2 separate regions of the Homo sapiens genome follow, and region 2 is linked to region 1. Evidence: read pairs that join two places in POLR2A ChIA-PET (ENCODE). Cell type or tissue: GM12878. All regions are shown on one strand. Links, peaks and the distances in the headings refer to the core of each region. The heading gives the core; the rest is flanking DNA.

Region 1 (6,974 bases), core at 1,767-5,766:
TTTGAGAAGAGACTAGGAATAGTATTTTATGTACTACTTCTGTGTCTGGGCATGTGAGAGCTCAGAGCCAGAGCTTTCCTTCCATCAGAAATTGTTTGGTTTGAACACTGACAAAAACATAGCATGAGGATTTGTAGCACATGGCCACCAGGCCACCATTTTCTTCAGGATCATTTTAGATATTTTTTTTTTTTTTTTTTTTTTTGCAGATGAAGTCTCTTGCTGTGTTGCCCAGGCTGGAGGGCAGTGGCACGATCTTAACTCACTGCAACCTCCACCTTCTGGGTTCAAGCGATTCTCCTGCCTCAGCCTCCCAAGTAGCTGGGATTACAGGTGTGCCTCACAATGCCCGGCTAATTTTTGTATTTTTTGTAGAGACAAGGTTTCACCATGTTGGCCAGGCTGATCTCAAACTCTTGAGCTCAAGTGATCTGCCCACCTCGGCTTCCCAAAATGCTGGGATTATAGGCATCAGCCACTACGCCTGGCACATTTTGGATCTTTATATGTAAAAGTTGAAGCAAGAACTTGGGATGCCTAAAGAATGATGCCTCCCAGCATTAGTAAGGGCAGTGTTTCCAACTGAACTTTGTACAGAAAAACCCAAACAAAACTAAAGATGTATTTTTTAGGTGGTATAAATTCGAAGTGCTCAATGTTCAAGAATCCACAATAAAGAAGGGCAGGGATGACTGAATAGTGATAAGAACTAGTTGACATTGTTTAGTCATAGAACCCAAACAAAATCTATTGGTTCTTAACAACACATAAATTACTCCTTAGGACTAATGTAAACAGACAAATAGAAAGGTAACTTCATTTTTTAATTATCTAAATTTTTCACTTTTGTAAAAGAATCATATTATACCATAAAAATATTAACCATGTCTCCAACTTAAATTCATGTTAAATTTCCAGTGGTAGCTATGTAATAAATTATTGCTAAGTAGAATTGTAGACTGAAAGAATTAATCCATCTTCTATAAATCCTGAAGATTATGTTAACCTTTTCCAGACACCTAAACAAGTATGTTACATGATTCAGAAAAAGTCATTTTTGACAAGTATAAAATGATTTTGAGGTGTGATAGCAAATTAGCTGTTTCAAACCTATGTTAGAGAAATTAAGTTTTCAGAGCAATTTTTTTTTGTATTTGTGCTTATATTCCTGAAACAACTTGCTTAAGGAGAGTCTCCTTAAATGGAAACATAAATGGTATACAAATGGCTATCCTCTATCATAATCTTTTATTTCCAAAACTCAGACAGGTTTTTATCATCATGCTCTTTGGACTCTTAACCATCTTCTTCTACTTTTAAATTCTACTTCTTTCTCAATACATTTTTAAACAGCATCTTGTGATCATTTCCCAGTCTTGAGTGCCTGGCACTGGGAGGTGACCTGCCCACATTGCTGTCAGAATTCGCTGCTGGACCCCTGCACAGGTCCCAGGCTGTTGGTTACGTGTTTCAATCTGCACATCAGCCATCCTCACCAGCCTTCCTTTGTGCATCTGGAAATAAAAATGCTCTTGATAAAATGGTTTTCTAAAGTTTCCATTAGGTTGCTCTTCATTTCATTTTTCCTTTCTTCTTCCCAAGCCTTTGTGGCTTGCATAGAATTGAAAAAAAAAATGTAATTTCTCCAGGGCTAAAATCCAAGACTTTGATAGGCAGTCTTAATGCATGGGGCTCCTACGAGTTGCTACCCGTTATAAGCATTGTAAAACTCACCCTGCAGAACAAAGAGAACTGGGCACAAAGATTATTCTCTTCTTCAACCATGGCAAGCCCTAGTTTTCCGGTTTCCTTTGCCTTTTCCTTCTTTGATCTCTAAAAGAAGGTAGAAGAGTAGAACGCTATTGTTCAGAAAGGAGAAAGCTATTGCTTGTCCAAACAGATTGTTTTTTCCTTCTGTTTGGCAACCTCAATGGCTCTACCTGTTTCTGGCTGTCATACTTCGGCTTGTGAACAGCCTTCCTCCCTAATTTTCAGGAAACTAACAAATTAAAGGTGCAAATGTCAGGTGGTTACTACATATCTACTGGCTCACATAATTCAAAACAGAGTCATGCAGCTCCTATCTAAAGCTAGTTCCTTGCCCCTTCTCAGTCACTACCACATCAAGCACAAATGTAGATGAAAGGGTAGTGTGTCAAGGTGAGAGCTGCCCACTGGGTAGTGTTACTCGGTCACTTGCTATAGGGGACAGATTAGCTGCCAATCAGTATCTCATCACTGTCATTGGCGTTTATAATCCAGGTTCCTAGCCCCACTGGTGATCTATTTCTGTGCCTCCGCAGTGACGCCAGTTGTCCTAGCAACGTGCTGGCTGGCACTTCGTTAAAGGCAAGTAAGGGAGTGGTGGTGGAAGAGGGTGGCCTCGAGAGGGTCAGAAGGGAGTTGGCAGTCACCTTGCTCAAAGAGGATTTTCCATTTCCCTCATCTGGGCAGGCCTCCAGGAGGAAAACGTCACTTACTAAGTGTATCATGGGAGTGTCACTTACTAAGGATCATGGACCACATGGTCTTTCTGGTACAGATAGAATCCCACGGAGAATAACAAATGAATTAATGGGTAGTCCAGGCAGAATGTGGGGACTGCCGGGCCAAGATGTTAGGCGATCTCAAAGCATCTGATGGTATCAGTTTTTCTTGTGAATTAGGTTAATGTTTTGCTTGTTTATCAGCACTGGCATGCAGAGTTGGAGACATGAGTAGATGTTTGGGAGGAATCAGAGGTCAAGGGAGGCAGAAGGAAGGGAAACACCATGACAGTCCCTCTTGGCCCCTTTTCCTGTTGACAGGTCTGGCCTGAAAGCCATCCAGTGTAACGAGAGCCTTCTTACTGAGCTCTGGTAATTTATCCATGCACCCAGCCTTGAAGAGGAATATGGCTCACTTTGTAATCTTCTTAATTGCTCTCCTCTCATTATGCCACATTGAATTGGCACTAAATGACTTTTTCTGCCATTTTCCGATTTGGATCCAAAGAACATAGAAATACTGTGGATTGTATCTTAAAGTCCCTGTCCAAAGTGGCCTTGCCTAGATGAAATCTAAAATGGACAGTCAAGTGACATTGGCAGAGCTGGGGGCTTCCCTCCATGGCCACTTCTCTGTGGAAGCCCCTAGGCAATGGGTTTGGGTGACATTTTCTCCTGAGAGTGCTTCGTCTGTGTGGCCCTGGAGATGCCAAGACATTTTTCACGAAGAAAGAGACTCAAGGTGGGTCTTTGCAAGGAAATGGGGAACAAGGGAGACTGATGAAAGGGTGTCCCCAGAGCATTGAAGACCCACAGATGACAGGAAGTATGACGTATGCATTGTTGCCTTTCCCTTCACGACTAAAAGAGTTTTTGTAGTCTCAATGACCGTTGTCATTTGTTCCACTGAATGACCACACTCAAGTCGAGATAATTGCATGAAACTGTGTGCTTATGATGGGAAAGACATTTAGGGTGTAACTGACCATTTCTAGCACGTTTTGTATACTCAACAGAAGGTATATTCACTCCTTCTACCATAGCTGAAATAAGGGCTGGTAGTGAAGATCTGGGACTGGAATTGAAAGAAATAATTTTTGGAAAAAGAAAAACTCCAAGGGTAGCTGTTGGCACTTTCAGAGCATCCCATATTTTCAGGATGTTTTGTATGAGATAAAGTAAATCAGTTTTGTTTGACAGGGTGTAGTGTGCCCAGCCAGGTCATTATTTTAAATTGACAAAATGATTTAAATGATAGAAGACATTGTATATTCCTGAAACAATAAATACCTATTAAGTACATTTTGATACAGTGGAGAAGTACAGTTTTTGTTTTTTGTTTTTTTTTTTGGATTATTATATAACTGTTAATTCAACACTTAGTGTTTAAATACTCATCATTCTTTATAGTGCACAGGTCATAAAGATAGTTCTCTCATATGAATAAGAAATACAACTAATGTGAATGGCATTAAAGTTAGAAGCTTCAAATTCTTCTCTGGGTTTGATGGTTGCTTTTTTAGAAGAAATTTGGTAAAGTAGATGATAGACCAGTTAGGTTTCATGAACTTCGTGCTTCATATTCTTTTCTTTTCACAACCTAGCTAGATACACAGTAAATAACTGGAAGCATACTAGAGTAGAAAGAACCCTTCTTCCTGAATAAGTTGTCGTTGATCACAGGGGTAGGCGTTAATCAAAATATTAATGACTAGGCCAGGCACAGTAATTCCAGCACTTTGGGAAGCCAAGGCGGGTGGATCACCTGAGGTCAGGAGTTCAAGACCAGCCTGGCCAACATGGTGAAACCTTATCTCTACTAAAAATATATATAAAATTAGCTGGGCATGGTGGTGCATGCCTGTAGTCCCAGCTACTCGGGAGGCTGAGGCAGGAGAATCACTTGGACCCGGGAGGTGGAGGTTGCAGTGAGCCAAGATCATGCCACTGCACTCCAGTCTGGGTAACAGAGTGAGACTCCATCTCAAAAAAAAAAAAAAAAGTAATGACTAAGGAGAAGATAGGGACACCTTGGGCTCTGTCCAGTAGCAGGAACCTCAGGCTAAGAAGGGACACCTGGGTTCTCTTCCCATCCCTGCCCTTTTAGACCAGTGGCAAGCTACTCTCTATCTGGGTGCCTCTATTTCCTTATCTTCCAAAGGAAGATCATTATCACTGCCACTTAACAGCATCAGATTTAAAGTATTAGTTCATATAAGAGACTCTTTGAATCACATTTGGGTTCAGATTTCAGACCTGCCACCCAGTAGCTGTGTGTCCTTTGGGAAATTGCCCAACTTCTCTGAGCCTTATTTACTTCATCTATAAAGAAGGTCTGACCACACCTACCCTGATGACCTGTTAAGAGAGTTAAATGCGATAAAGTCTGTTAAGTTTTTAGCCCAGTGATTGCTCCCTAATAACTGTGGCAGCCATGATGCTGTTATGATAAATTTCACACAACAAAATCTATCATGATGCGTTGCTGAAGTGAACAGGTGAGCAGTTGCAACTTGCTCATCTCTTTGTTGTAGAGACATTTCTGCTATAATAGGAGTTGTCATTAACTGTCATTGTCATTACACTGACAGTGAATTCGGTTATGTATTGTTAAGACCTTCTGCTTCCTTGACATGTATATAGTAGAATAATTATGACAGTGAAGGTGACACATTTGTCAGAATTATCCATGTGCATATGCTGAGGGCCCTTGGAATTTTAGGTGAATTTTATAGTATTAGTCAAACTGAAAGGCACAGTGAGTTTGGAAACTATAATAGTCTCATCTATAAAAGGAGTAGGGAGATTCCCAAAGGCTGTTGATATGAGTAGAACTCTGAAAAAGTAAAACATTAAAATACATTTTGATGTGGTTACCGTGTCTAGGTGGTGATAGGTAAAAACAGTCTAGTCTAATTCTTTGAAATTTAGGATAGAAGAAAGCCTGAAGATGGATATCTACATTCTTGTATCTTCTTTCAGCAAATATTTACAGAAAGAGAGAGAGAGTGTGTGTGTGTGTGTGTGTGTGTGTGTGTATGCACACACATATGCTACAGGCTAGGCACCTACAGTAGTTAAAGGAGCTTTCAGTCACTGGGGAAAGAAATGAGAAAACAGGCAATTCCTTTACACCATGACCAGCTCTCTCCTAATGGTACCCACAGGTTGCCATGGATGCAGACCAGCATGGCATCTTCTGGGATCAGGGAAGCTTTCATCCTCAGACTTGAATGAGGAGTAGATGTTAACCAGAAAACAAAGTGGATGTATCAGTTAGCATATACTGTGTAACAAGCCATCCCAACAGTTAAGGGCCAAGACCACAATCTTATGATTGTGGGTCACCTGGACTATTTTAGTCTGGGCCAGCTTGGCTGGGACTGGTTAATCCAGCATGGTCTCACTCACATAGCTACTAGAAGGCTGGTTTGCCTGAGAGATGGGTGATCTTCAGCTGGGACAGCTTGTCTCTGCTTCAGGTGGCCTCTCATCCTCCAGTAGACTAGTCTGAGCTTCTTCACTTTGCAGGCTAAGGGTTCCCAAAAGCAGCAAGAAAGGGCAAGCCCCAGTGCATGAGTGCTTTTCAAGCTCTGCTTCAAGATGCTTGCTAATTTCCCTTTAACCAAAGCAAATTACTTAATTTGTTCAGTTCAAAGGATGGGGAAACTCCAGCTCTAGTCACATGAGGACAACATGAGCAAAGCTCAAAGGTAAGAGAGAACATGGCATGTTGGAAGACAGCAAGTAGTTTGGAGTGGCTGGAGTCAGGCATATGTGAAGTCTCATGAAGAAAAAGCCAGATCATAAAGTGTCTTTTCAGTAAGTTCTGCTGAGGAGTTTAGAGTTTATCTTGAAGACAGGGGAGTGGTCATTGAAAGAGTTTAAGCAGGATGTTGACATGATCAATGAGATGTGTAGAGACATGGTTAGGTGGTAGAAGCCTAAAAACACTCGTTAGCCTAGACAATTCAGGAAGTTTCCAAAGAGATGACCCAGGGATAGCATAGGAGAAGATGGAAGGACTTGACTGAGAGGTGGCTCAAAGCTGACGTGTACTTTCAGAACAATGTGACCAGAAAAGAGGTTGGAGGCCCTTCAAGGTAGAGCAGAAAAGACAGAGGCTCAGGTCATCAGCAATATCCGTATGAATCTGGTGGGAGAACTCCACCAGTGTTCCTCACCTCGCTCCTTTGTGGGATCCTGCCAGACTCCAATGTCCTTGGGTTCTAAATAAACACCTACCAAGGGGCTGAGTCAAAGAGATTCCAGTCTCTGGAAGTGTCTTCTTGTCATTGTCATCACCCAGCCAAAGACTCTTTTCCTTCCAACATGTTTTTCCCTTTGACCTCAAAATAAACAATGTGTTCTAAAGGCTCTGGGGCACTCTCAAAATGCTTCTCTGACCTCGGATAGGACCATGCTTACCCATTAATTTCCAGATCTGACCTTTTCACTACACCTTTAAGCATAACTCTTTCAAAAGGC
Region 2 (6,974 bases), core at 1,315-5,314, 1.1 Mb after region 1:
GGAACAATTACTTAATTACAACACATAACACTCTTTCCCAAAACCTGAAAGAAGTCACCTTTTAAAAACAGACTACTTTGAAGTATTCTGTCTCCCCAAGACAGGAAAGTGAAGAATGGAAGGAGGACTTAAAATATATATTTTTTGAGAAAGCTTTTGATGTGACTTTCCCAGTATTAAACAATACCTCTTAGCAATGATTGCATCTTTTGGCTGATTCACCAATAATAATGACCACGCAGAGAAGTTTCTGGCTACACTATTTCCATTACTCATTCTGTGAAGTGTTCAAAATGTTAAATGTTTTGACTGTTTTCCTAATTTACACTCTATGCTTTTAATATATTAGAACTGATTTTTGAAATACATTGTCCCTTTAATAAACACCAGGCACTAATCTAAGATTGCCAACCTAAGTCATATTTCTACTGGAAGAAAAAATACACTGAAACAATTAACATTATTGGAAGAAAAAATGAAAAAAGAAGAGGGCAAAACCCACACACCATACTTCCTCCGGTAATGTGGTCGTGACCACTGTGTTGTATCAAACTCTGGCCACACAAGTGGATCAACTTAACCATTCCAATGCTGGCGCAGGATGTGGATTCGGTGGTATTAATGAGTGCGCAGGCTTATAATGTAACCTCACCAGACCAAATAACCTCCTGGCCACACAAGTAGAAAATAATTAAAACAAGCACGATTCCAATTTAGCTTTGTATACCAGATGGTGAATGAAAAAGCAGACAAAGACTCGTTTTGTGAATAACCTGGGGAACAGCCCCTATAGTTTCTTTTAAAGTTACAGCCTGACTTGTGAAATCAAAGAGGAAAGGAAAGAATACAAACGTTCTCACCAGAATTCACTCCTAGAGCACATATATATCCTTTTCCTTAGGTCATGACCAGAGAACATCACAACTCATTCCTTAAATGAATGTCAAGTTTAATCACAGTAAAAACCCAGAAACCCAGTGAAAATTAAGTGGGGGCAAGAATCTGCTGAACATCTATTTCAATGTTGAGCTCTGAGCTGTATGTAAAGAAATATATGAGATATGTTTTTTAAATCATCAGGACTACAAAACAACAAAAGTCACTGCCCAGATTCTACAAAGATCACTCCCAAAAAATAGACAATATTTGCAACCTAACAGAGACTCAGGCCTTCTTTTTCCTCCCCTCAAGAATAAGGGCATGTCATGGATGGGCAAAGGAAGAAAACATTTTAAAACCCAAAGATTCCTAACTTTGCACAAGAACTCTGTCAGCAGTCTAGAAATGGGAAGATAAAATCCGAATGGCTGGCTGACCTTCACAGACTAGACAGAGCGCATGCGGTTTAACCCGCTTATTAAAGATAAAAGCTGCATTCATGAAAGGGAGACATTAACTAATCTGTGCATCCTCCAGTGGGGATAAGGACAGCAAAAGAGGCCATCATACAGTCCAGTACTCCTTGAGATTTACAGTGAGCTTGCCCTGAGTCAAACAGCAAAATTGTGAGCTAGTTTATTTCAGCACAATAATCTTCAAACTTTTCTGTTAGATCCCAGCAGGATGTCAACTCTCCCTATAAACCCTACCCCTGCTTGCTGCTAGCAGCAGCTGACTTCCCCAGGCCCATCCCTCCCCAACTCACTCATTGCAGGATTAATCACAACCACAAAGCAGAAGAATCCCAGGCCAGAGTCCCAAGGGATAGTAAGATGATGACTAAGGAGGGAATTACAGGCTTGGGGTGATACCAAAATAATCCCCCAAAAAAAAAAAACCATATTAAAGAGACATTTGTTTCTGCCTCATTCAATTTAAGCATCAACAAAGATTATTTCTTTGGGTTCCTAAATCCTGTTTCTGACCTACTTTGTTTCCTTGACACAATGGGTTTACAATAGGTGTACAGATGCTCATGTGGCCCCAAGGGAAAAAGAAGAACTAGAAAAAAAAAGCCCATTATTAAGATACTACATTTGAAGATCTCTCTGGCTTTTACTGCTGGTCACTGTTCACAGGCTTCTTGAACAAGGCAGGTGCCTCCATGCCCATCCCCACACAGGTGGGGCCTCAGCAGCTAGACATCTAAGGAAGGGTCCTTTGCACTCTACATACTTGACAGGTACCCTTCCTGCAGCAATAATAGCCCATGCCATATTAACATGTGCTGCACAGGTGTAAATGAAGTCATCGTGAATTTGAAACAGAGGAAGGTGTTTCTTGACCATCTGAATCTCTTACTTTGAGGCCACAGACACACATTTTGACTGTATGGATGTTCTGAAGTCTGGAGTAAACGAGGCTGTGGTCCTGGCTTTAACACTTACTATATTACACTGGGCAACCTAGATAAACAATTGTATACATCAAATTCTGCTTCTGGAACAACAGGATTAAGCAGTCAATAAAATTTAGCAATGTTCTAAGCACCATACATCTAATCACTTAACGCTCCCAATGACACTAAATGATAATAAGTTTTTCTATTACCTTCGATTTTCAGCATTTCAAGTAACTACAGGTATAAGGCAGCACAGTAACTTGCAACCTGCAACAGCAACCTGCAGACACTGGTGTTATTAGGAATTGCAAGTAATACATGTAAAGCATATCATCCTGCCCAGTGCCTGGTACACAGCGGGTGCCCAGTAAATAGCAGCTTTACTATGTTTTGGAGAATTTGGAGATCCTGTTCACAAGCTCTATCGCTACCTGAATTCCATACAGGTGACTTTGTGGGGGGTGATCTTTGCTTCTTCGGACCTCAGAAGAGGTCCTGGAAAGCCCTTCCAGGAGTGTTGCAAGCCACTGACCCTTAAAATTCACCTCCTGGTTCCCTTCATGAACTCTCACACAGAGGAGAGTCTTCCATTGCACCAATATTTATTGAACAGCTACATGTCCTGGGCCTGTAATAAATATTCACTGGCAATCCACTAAGATGAATCAAAGGTGGCTAGGCTGGGGATGGTAGGGGTTCTCTGAAAACAAACAAGATACTGTATAATGTGTGTGGAGACAAATACAAACGAGGTGCACAACACAGCTACTCCAACACGGAAAATGCATCTAAGTGGGGGATGAAAAACGCTTCACAAAAGACATAACATTGAGCCTTGAAGGACAAGAATGTGAAAGTAAAGACAGCAGAGACCGCGTTGCAGTCCAGGTCACAACCAAGCCCATTCATCTGCTTCTTGAATTTATTCTTTTTATAAAGACTGTCCTAGAACCAAATTTCTATAGTTCTGCTGTTTTACCCCAGAGATTGCTACGTGCCCTTCTTTCCAAGGCTTCCTGTGTCCTTTATGACCTCCCTCCCTCATTCTTAGTCCTCTCTACTCCTCCCCACCACCCACTGGCAGCATGCGGGGATGCACGCACATGCACACGCACACACACGCGCACACACACACACACACACACACTCTTCCAGAATGGAAGGGATGGCAGCTGAATGCAGTATCACTCACATTTATACCTGCCCTAGATGCCATCATCAGATCTCCCCCTCGTGGCCTCACCAAGTATGCTGAATGTTACACATACTGCAGAGTTATGCCCTGAGACTGATAAGGGACTATAATATGAAAATGTGCAGGGGTGGGGTGGAGGCGAGTCAAAAGGCACCTATGCAGCCAGCTATGATAGCACCACTGCACTCCAACCTGGGTGACAGGGCAAGACCGTCTCTTAAAAAAGAAAACAAAAAAGGAACCTAGAAGTTACCATTTTTATTTGTCTATTTAAAAAACAAATTTTTAAAAAAGAAACAGCACCAACCCCAAAAAAGAAAAGGAGGAAGGAGGCTAACAGAGTAAGAGAAAGGGGAGAAAAAAGATCCCAAAGCAAAACCCATCAGCCGTGTTTCAGGTCGGGCCCAAATGTTGCTGCCAGATTAAATGACCCACCTTCACTCTCAAAAGCTGTGGCACTTGGAACAAGTGACCTCATTTCCTCAAGAACAACAAATTAAAGGGACAGAGAGATTAAAAACAAACATGTTTTATCAACCCAACCAGTATCAATGTATAGACCTTATTTGAAAACATGAGACTGACAGTAGGGGAAATCTGAACACTTGACTCATTATGTTATCATTATCATGGGTATGTTTTCTCTAAATAGAATTCACAGCTTTTAAAAATTAATGCTGTGCTGGACGTGGTGGCTGACGCCTATTATCCCAGAACTTTCGGAGGCCAAGGTGGACTGATCACTTTAGGCCAGGAGTTTGAGACCAGTAAGGCCAACATGGTGAAACCATGTCTCTACTAAAAATACAAAATTATCCATGTGCAGTGGCACATACCTGTAGTCCCAGCTACCTGGGAGGCTGAGGCATGAGAACTGTCTGAGTCTGGGAGGTGGAGGTCGCAGTGAGCGAAGATCGAGCCACTGCACTCCAGCCTGGGTTACAGAGCCAGAATCTGTCTCCAAAGAAAATAAAAACATTAATACTGACAGGCCAGGCGTGGTGGCTCACTCCTGTAACCTCAGCACTTTGGAAGGCTAAGGCATGGGGCCAGGACTTCAAGGACAGCCTGAGCAACATAGTGAGACCCCATCTACCAAAAATAAAAATTAGCTGGGTATGGTGGTGCACACATGCGGTCCTAGCTAGTGAGAAGGCTGAGGCGAGAGTATTGCATAAGCCCAGGTGTTTGAGGTCACAGTGAGCTATGATGGCACCACCACTGAACTCCACCCTGTCTCCACCTTCCACCCCCCAAAAAAATGTCTGAGATTTGCTTCACTTAGAGTAAAGGTGTAAATGAAACAAAATTCACCATGGGTTGATACTTCTGCAATTAGGAGAGGCTGCATAGAAGTGTACTGCATATTTTCAGGACTCAAAAAAGCTACTGTTTACCTGGGTTTCATATACACATTGATATTTACCATACTAGAAATTAAAACAAATTTCATATTAATTCATTTAGAAAATTATACAATCATTACATGTTAACAGAAATAAAATTTTTATGAAAATTGTATTTTACACATTGAAAAAACTGTGAGAAAAGTGGCACTGCTTTCCACTTCTGCAAAAGTCTTTAATATCTGGCTTAACGGGAGTCAACACAGTTCTCATAACTCAATTCAATCTGATGCAATATCACATATCATGTAGTATCTGGAAAGCCCCACTGCACATTTGTGAGAAAATGAAGACAATAATGTCTCAGTTTTTACCATGGTACTACTTTTCGCCTTGGAAACTCCCAGGAAGGGACTATGATCTAGGGATCCCTAGATGACAGTTTGAGAACCGCTGTGATGGAGCAAAGTCTATGGCGGTAAATAAGAATTTCCTTGACTTAGCAAGATTTCTACGATCCTCTTTACTCTGGTGAAATCAAAGTCCCAAGTTGACAAAAAGAACATCATGTCACCCCTGAACACCCTCCTGCACACCACACCATCATGAAGAAAGGGTCTCTGTAGTATGGACTGGTCAAAGTACCCTTAGACATTCCCACAGCTAAATTCAGGACAAGCTGTGAATGTTCAAGATGTACTTCTAGACCGCTGATCCCTAATAGGAAATCAATATGCTGGGTCTCTTGACAAGCAATTTTCTTTTAAATTAAATAGGGGGAAAAAAAGGATAGATTACAATATAACACGGAGAGTGAGGCTAAGCTGAAATTGTTTCAGTTGTGTGTGTGCACACACACAGGTAGCCACAAATACTGGGTCTCAATTCGAAAGTTCTTATTGCAAATAAAAGTCAAAATTAACAACAACACAATTCCCTCAGGTACAAGGTACAGATTATAAAAGTCTTTATAAAGAAAGAAAATGGGAAGAAAAACCATGTTTGAAGAGGAAGTAAAGGTGGTGACTAAATTAAGTTAAAAAAATCAAGTTTTGAAATTGTGGTATGGTCCTCATTAAAGAAAAAAAAAGAAATTATAAACACATACGAATACACAGAAAAACTCTAAAAGCATCTCCTCCAGCAAGGGATTTAGGCAGGCTTGAGTGCAACTTATTACTTTATTCCTTTCAGGGCTGTTGAAATTCTTTGACAAAGGGCAGGGAATGCTTTCAGAGTTTAAAACAACAACAACAAAAGACATTCTTTTCTTTTTTTTTTTTTTAATAACAAAACCACCTCTGACCCGTACTTTGCTCCAAACAAATATTAACTCAAAAAGCAGTTGGCGGGAGCGGTGGCTCACACTTGCAATCCCAGCACTGTGAGAGGCCGAGGCAGGAGGATCACACTTGAACTCAGGAGTTTGCAAAGTGCCTGGAAAATAAAGCAAGGCTACAAAACTACCAAAAAAAAAAAAAAACACAAAAATCAGCCAGGCGTGGTGGTGCACGCCTGTAGTACCAGCTACTTGGGAGGCCAAGACAGGAGAACTGCTTGAACCCAGAAGGCGGAGGCGGAGATTGCAGTGAACCTCCAGCCTGGTTCAAAGACTGTCTTTTAAAAAAAAGAAAAAGAAGAAGAAAAAGGAGGGGGGTCATAGTGCTCACCTTGGCAGCTCATATATTAAAACTGGAACATTACACAGAAGATAACACGGCCCCCGTATAAAGATGACATGCAAATTCGTGAAGCTTTTCTTTTTAAAGTGATCACAAGCAAAATGTGGGGGAAAAAATTATAAAACTCCAAGAGGAAACACAAGAGATAATCCTTCCAATCTTAGGTTATACAAAGATTTCCTAGGACACAAAAAGGATGAATGATAATACCTTGGGCTTCATACAAATCAAAAAGGATTTTCTTTTTTTTTTTTCCAGTTTTTTTTTTTCTTTTGAGACAGAGTCTAGCTCTGTCCCCCAGGCTGGAGTGCAGTGGCCCAATCTTGGCTCACTGCAAGCTCTGCCTCCCCGGTTCATGCCATTCTCCTGCCTCAGCCTGAGTAGCTGGGACTACAGGCGCCCGCCACCACGCCCGGCTAATTTTTTGTATTTTTAGTAGAGACAGGGTTTCACCATGTTAGCCAGGATGG

Evidence for each region. Peaks named below come from ENCODE experiments on the same cell type or tissue, not always from the same donor. Only the 100,000 strongest peaks of a DNase experiment are listed, where the experiment ranks them.
Region 2: POLR2A ChIA-PET joins it to region 1 with 5 read pairs; 1 of 35 experiments calls an interaction of 5 or more read pairs at or near these places.

The regions. Positions count from the first base shown.
Region 1 is chr6:16,473,386-16,480,359 of GRCh38, reverse strand. The region is part of intron 6 of ATXN1 (ataxin 1); the gene reads left to right. Among named protein-coding and RNA genes, the nearest start is that of GMPR, 240 kb to the right of the region's middle. RefSeq lists enhancers at 5,195-5,364, 5,385-5,434. In GM12878, for the core only: no CTCF peak of the experiment used is centred there; DNase peaks (open chromatin) are centred at 3,349 and 5,248; H3K4me3 peaks cover 714 bases; H3K27ac peaks cover 3,145 bases.
Region 2 is chr6:15,323,983-15,330,956 of GRCh38, reverse strand. The region is part of intron 1 of JARID2 (jumonji and AT-rich interaction domain containing 2); the gene reads right to left. It also overlaps the pseudogene RNU6-645P. Among named protein-coding and RNA genes, the nearest start is that of JARID2-AS1, 79 kb to the right of the region's middle. RefSeq lists a silencer at 3,643-3,692. In GM12878, for the core only: a CTCF peak has its summit at 3,513 (motif pointing left); DNase peaks (open chromatin) are centred at 3,531 and 5,187; H3K4me3 peaks cover 1,239 bases; H3K27ac peaks cover 3,505 bases.